Regions from separate parts of the Mus musculus genome. Here region 1 is linked to region 2. The links are chromatin loops, found by intact Hi-C in ENCODE. Cell type or tissue: left cerebral cortex. All regions are shown on one strand. Each heading gives the region's core, and the rest is flanking DNA. Links, peaks and the distances in the headings are about the cores only.

Region 1 (2,909 bases), core at 253-2,752, 170 kb before region 2:
AGTCCAATGAACTTGTCTCCTACAGTGAAGTCTGCTGGGATGCTGCTTCCTTCTGTAGTTAGAACCTTAGGAGAGGTCCACTCTCCCTGGGAAGGACTTTTAGCAATGGCGGGGGAGATCTCAAGGAGGAAGTGATGGTCAAGAAAGTTAAAGGCAGTGCCCATAGGTATCGGGAAGAAACACACAGACCTGCCTAGTTAGTACCAACATTCTCTTCAGGCCCAAAGGACACCAGGACATGGGCCAGGAACTGGCTTAGGGAGGAAGGGTTTCTCTTGCATGGTGGGCAGAGCTCACTAATCACCTAGCACCTGGGCAGATGCTGCTGGGGCAACCACTCCCCATGACAAGACCCATCTCCTGCCAAATCCCAAAGCATTGCAAAGCCAAGTCTACCTATCCTACTCTACTGCTGTGGCAGCTTAGCTGTGCCTGCCCAGAGCTTGGCATTCAGTCACCAGCTGCTCTCAGCCTGGGAGGAAATTCATGTTGGTCCCCGAGCTGCACAAGGAGATGGTATTTGTACCACAGCTGAGGTGAACCTCTTTTCTCCCAGTGACCCCACAGCACAGCAGTGACTTAAGAGACAAAGGAAGATACCTGCTGTAGGTAGATGACTCCAGGCAGAGAAGCCTGGAAGTGGGGGTTGGGATCAGCATCCAGGCCAGAGATTGCTGGAAAGTCCCAAGGTTTAAGCCATACCCCAGGTCCCTTATGAAGCCACCATTTCTGGGTTAGGCCCATGGTCTATAACTTCGTGAGGTGACTCCAAGGTGTGGACCATGGTTCTGCCTCTTCAGATGTGAGCACTCCTGGAGTTAGGGAAGCTAAATCGTCCCCAACACCCACTGAATTTGGGCCTGCATTTCAGGAGAACCCAGCTCAAGAGTGTTCTTGCAGGTGACAACTATTATGGAGGATGAACTGAGGGTGTATGTGGTGTGACAGAAGCTTGGGAGCAGGACAGAGAAGGTAACCAGGGCCACCAGGAAGGAGGCTTGCCTGTGCCTATGTTTTAACAAGAGAGACAGGGACGGGGCTGTACAACTCTAAAGTAACTTCCATCTGGGCTCCCTAGTGGGAATGGGAACCAGCGGTGAGGCAGAACCTGCAGGTTCCTGCCTGGCCCCAGGTTTAGAATTGGATCACTCCTTGTGAAATGCAAGTGACTCAGACATTCCAAGGAGAGTGTGTGTTCCCTCTCCGCGGAAAGGTATACTCCAAGAAGACGGTGTTTCCCGTTTTTATAACCCGGTTTGCGTGGTTAATAAAAGAACTGACTGGGCTGAAGCCCGGACACAGACTGGAAAATAACTTCTTTCAGGCAGCCTCAGCCCATCAAAGTCCCGGAGTGGTGTTATTCCTGAAGTTGCCACCAGAGGGCAGACGTGCCCCTATTTCCCAACATGTGCTACAAAAGCCAGGGGCAGCTCTGGGGAGGGCTTGGGCTGCCCAAATAGAGAATACCAACAGATGGGCCTGCTGGCAGGTGGTATTCCAGAGAAGTTCCGGCACCCCTCATGAGGCCTCAGAGGAGTCCGGGGGTGGAAAGCAGGTGAGCGCCGGTGCGGCTTCTGTTTTATATTCTTAGTTGTTTGGGGTAACAGTTTGAGAGAATAAATTCTAGAATATGAAAATGGAGTTTGGCAAATCCCCAAAGGCTCTTTTATGGGAGGTCAGGCCATAGGAGTGGCCTGGAAGGCAGGCAGGCAAGATCAGGTCAGGTAGTGGTCCCAAGCTTGACAAAGAAACAGCCTCATCTTAAAGGTGAAGTATGGACCAATCAGGGCCGGGCTTGCGTTGCTCCTTCAGGGCCAAGCCTCTTTCTCCCTACAACCCACTATGCACTCAGAGGAAACGTTGTCCTCCTGGTGTGAGCCTGTGGGGATGGTGGGGACTCTCCAGTTATCCTAAAAGGGTTCTTCACAGGCAATGAAGGTGGTTTCTCTAGTGTCCGGGACAGAAGACCTCGTTAGTTGCACATTTGGATTGTTGTCCATTAAGTTCCCAAAGAAAAGATCTGAGGGGAGGTCGGAATGAGTCTAGAAGTCTAGAGGTAGGGGCGACGGAGATGAAGATGAAGCCTGGAGCACCAGGCGTTTGCCCCCTGTCTGGCCTGCAGGGGGCTTCTCCCCCCCCCCCCCCCCGTGGCTCAGAAGATTCCTCGGAGCAAAGCTCTCCAATAATTGACAAAAACAATAACCATTTGCCACACACACCCCCCCCCCCCACGCCATAGACATAAAACTACAACTCTGCATTTAAGGTTTCAAGAGATGCAGAGACTCCTTGGCCCTCATGGAGACCCCCTGCCTAGCTTCTTAAACTTACTCTTAAGGGTCATTGTGCTTGTTAGTAGTTTTGTTAACCTAACCCAAGCTGGGGCCACCTTGAGAAAATGCCTCCATTATCCTGGCCTGTAGGCAAGTTTGGAGGGGCATCTTCTTGATTAACGAATGGCAGCCCACTATGGGTAGTGCTACCCCTGGACAGATGGTTCTGCCTTTAATCCTAGCCCTTGGGAGGCAGAAGCAGGTGTCTCTCTGCTAGATCAAGGCCAGCCTGGTCTACAGAGCTAGTTCTAGGACAGCCAGGGGTACACTGAGAAACCTTGCCTCCAAAACAAAACAAAACCAAACAAAAAAGCAGGCTGAGTGAGTTAAGAACAAGCCAGTTGGTGGCATTTCTCTGTGGCCCTGTTTCAGTTCCTGCCTCTATGTCCCTTCCTTGAGCTCCTGCTACAGCTTGTCTCGATTATGGACTCCAAACTGTAAGGTGTGATAAGCACTCTCCTCCCCACGCTGCTTTTGGTCACGGTGATCATAATAGCACTGGAAAACAAACTGGGACAGTCATGTGACTGAATGCCCCCTGAGATTCCCAGTAAACCTCTCTTTCCACTCTCAGAG
Region 2 (2,909 bases), core at 272-2,771:
GCCATACTGTTTGTTAGTCATTCATGTATCTTCTTCGGAGACTTTAAGTCCCTTGTCATTTTTAATTAGGCGTGTGTGTGTGTGTGTTGTTACACTTTGGTTTTGTATTCTGGAAATTAAGTCCTCATTTGAAGGCTGCAAATATGCTTTTCAATTCTATGTATAACCTTTTTGTTCTTTAAGTATGATATATTTTATGCACAAAATTTTAATTTTTAATTATTCTGTTTAGATCTATTTTTTGATCCCTAAATATTTGGTAACACTCCACAAAATCATTGAAAAATTCATTATCCTGATTTCCCAAAAGTTGTATAGTTTTTTAAGCTACTATTGTTAAATTTTTGAGTTAATTTTCATAATGGTATTACTTAAGGTTCCAACTCCAGCATTTCTTGAAGATTGTCTCTTCCTTATTGAAAATAGTCTTGGTACTTTTGTCAAAAATTATTCATGATACAGATGTTGCTTATCTAAGGATTCCTGTTCCATCAGCTTAACCTGGTGCAAGAGTCACTCTGTTCTGCAACCAGATGACGTATCCTAGGTTAATATTCCAGATTGATTTGGCTATTCCAAGTCCCCTGAGATTGGATCTGAACTTTAGGGTGCATTTTTCTGTCCAGAAAATAAAAAACTGCACTGTGATGTGGTGGTTTGGATAGGGATTACAGTGACTCTGTAGATTGCTCTAGGTAGTGCTAACATTTAAATTTTCCAGCCCATCATCATGGATGTGTCCCATCATTTCTATGGCAGTCCCAGGATCTCACTCTTCTTGATGCTCTACTGTTTGATTGTTCATCGTTCACATACAGAAATGACGCTGGTTTCCTGTGTTGACCTTGCACCCTGCTACTGTAAGTAGTTAGTTTATTGGTTCTGAAAGTCTTTTGTGGAATCTTTACTTTTCTGGGTATAAGATCATATAATTTATGAACAGATAATTTTACTTCTTTCCAGCTTGATGCCTTTCCTTTTACTTGCTTAGTGGCTCTAGCCATGTTGCCTAGCAACAGTGCATCTGGCGCTTTCTCTACTTCTCCAGTGGGTGTGATTTCACTGTGGGCATTTTCATGGTGGCTTTTACGTTGAGGTAATTTCCCTCTACTTCTAATTCATTATTTTTAATAACAAAAGGATGGTTTTTACCAAATGTCTTTCCTTGACAACACGAATGTTGGATTGGGCAGTGGCTTGTATCTCTATCCCACAATTTCTTCATGCTGGGTTCATCTGTTCCTGTTTATACTTTTCTGATTCCAGCTTTTAGCTTTCTTCCTCATTGTCCCTCTCTGAAAGCTCCTGGTGAGGAGGTCTTTTGTTAGTCTTTTCTCTTAAGGGGTTGGGGTTTGTCTCTTCACATTTCCTTCCTTTTTGTAGACACAGATTCTGTCCTTTACCATGTTCCTGTGGGTGTACTGAAGTCTCTAGTAAGTTGTGCCAGCTTATGTTGCTTCTTTTTTGATTATCTGTGTTTGAACTCTCAAATGCATGCTATGGCATGTGTGCAGAGGTCAAAGGGCAACTTTCATTAGTCAGCTCTCTTCTTCCAGTGTGTGGGCGGTGGATATCAAACTTACCCTGTGTCTGGGGGGCAAGCACACCTTCATCTGTTGAGTCATCTTGCTGGTATTTATCTTTGAATAGAACTCATTTCTCTGTGCCTTTGTATGCCTGTTTGTTGGATGACCCAGGTGGCACTTCAGCAAAAATAAAGACAGACCTTTTAATATCTTAAAGCTTAGGCCTTAGCTAGGCAGACTTTCAATTAGTTCATGTAAGTTATCTCAACCATCTAGCCCCGTCCTATCACATGGCTAGCTATCCCTTCCAAACCCATAGTCACCTCTGTATCCTCTCTCCCCCTTTCTTTTTCCCAGAGTCCCTACCAGGAAGCCCCACCTTCCACTTCCTGTCCAGCCACTGGCTGCCAGCCTTTATTCTACAAAAAGCTACATTCCGGTCAGCAGCAGGACAACGCCTGATCCACCCCTTTGGCTCAGAAGAGGGCCACAAAATCTCCTTTAAGGAGGTTTTTAACATGATAATCTCAGAGACTCTTTTGGGCAGGTGAGGAAGGACAAGCATTCACACATAGAAAGCTGGTAATGGGCTGTTAAGAGGACAATACCTTCTATTCCAGCAGCATTCAGTTCTCTGCCACATTAAGCAATTAACGAAGGATTAGAACAGTGGCACACCTGAATTACACCGTGAATGCAGGCCGCCTGTACTTTTCTGTACAGGTAATGGTTCTGGATATCTATACCTCGGCTTCAAGGTTCCACTTCCACTTTCCTTGGATCAAGGGAGTGAAAATGCATTCTTGAGGCAACCCTTGTCTAACAAACCAGAGTCCCAGAAGCACTTTTCATTGTTCGTATACAGAGAAAGCAGCAATTGATAAGCCTTGTTGGTAGATCTAAGCCTTGCTTGAGATGACAGCTCAGTATGTGAGCATGCCTTCACTACTGTGCTCAAATCACTTTTTTTAAAAAAATGTGATTATTTTTTGCAGCTTCGTTAAGTATCAGCAGTTGGCATTTCTAGGCATTTGTTTTTTTGTGACAAACCAGCAATTACTTTTTTAATACCTGTATTTGATTTTATTTATAAAGTATCTATTGTCCTATTAGTACAAACCTTTGAACAATACAGAAATGTTACCTTGTAAGAACATCCTGCAACAAGTCCATGTTAACTTCTGCCTGTAACACAAGCTAGAAGCAGGCAGCCTGGGTCCACTGTGAGGGGCCAACAACACAGTGTAAAGAGACCCAGGATCCCTCTGTGATCCCCACCACAATGGAGTACTGACATCTCTGCAGTGTCCAAGGTGACCTGCCCATATTCCAAGCAATAAGAACAGAGCAAACAAAGGTCACGCCATTGTTGGGAAGGCAGGC

What was found. Peaks named below come from ENCODE experiments on the same cell type or tissue, not always from the same donor. Only the 100,000 strongest peaks of a DNase experiment are listed, where the experiment ranks them.
Region 1: it touches region 2 in a loop (4-fold over the local background); 7 of 42 quality-filtered maps call a loop at or near these places.

Annotation. Positions count from the first base shown.
Region 1 is chr9:55,390,973-55,393,881 of GRCm38, reverse strand. All of the region lies in intron 3 of Tmem266 (transmembrane protein 266), which reads right to left. Among named protein-coding and RNA genes, the nearest start is that of Tmem266, 66 kb to the right of the region's middle. In left cerebral cortex, for the core only: a CTCF peak has its summit at 1,368 (motif pointing right); a DNase peak (open chromatin) is centred at 1,397.
Region 2 is chr9:55,224,567-55,227,475 of GRCm38, reverse strand. It overlaps Nrg4 (neuregulin 4), which reads left to right. Exons shown (of 8, transcript NM_032002.2): 7 at 722-860. Among named protein-coding and RNA genes, the nearest start is that of Fbxo22, 17 kb to the right of the region's middle. In left cerebral cortex, for the core only: no CTCF peak of the experiment used is centred there; DNase peaks (open chromatin) are centred at 1,030 and 1,341; H3K27ac peaks cover 266 bases.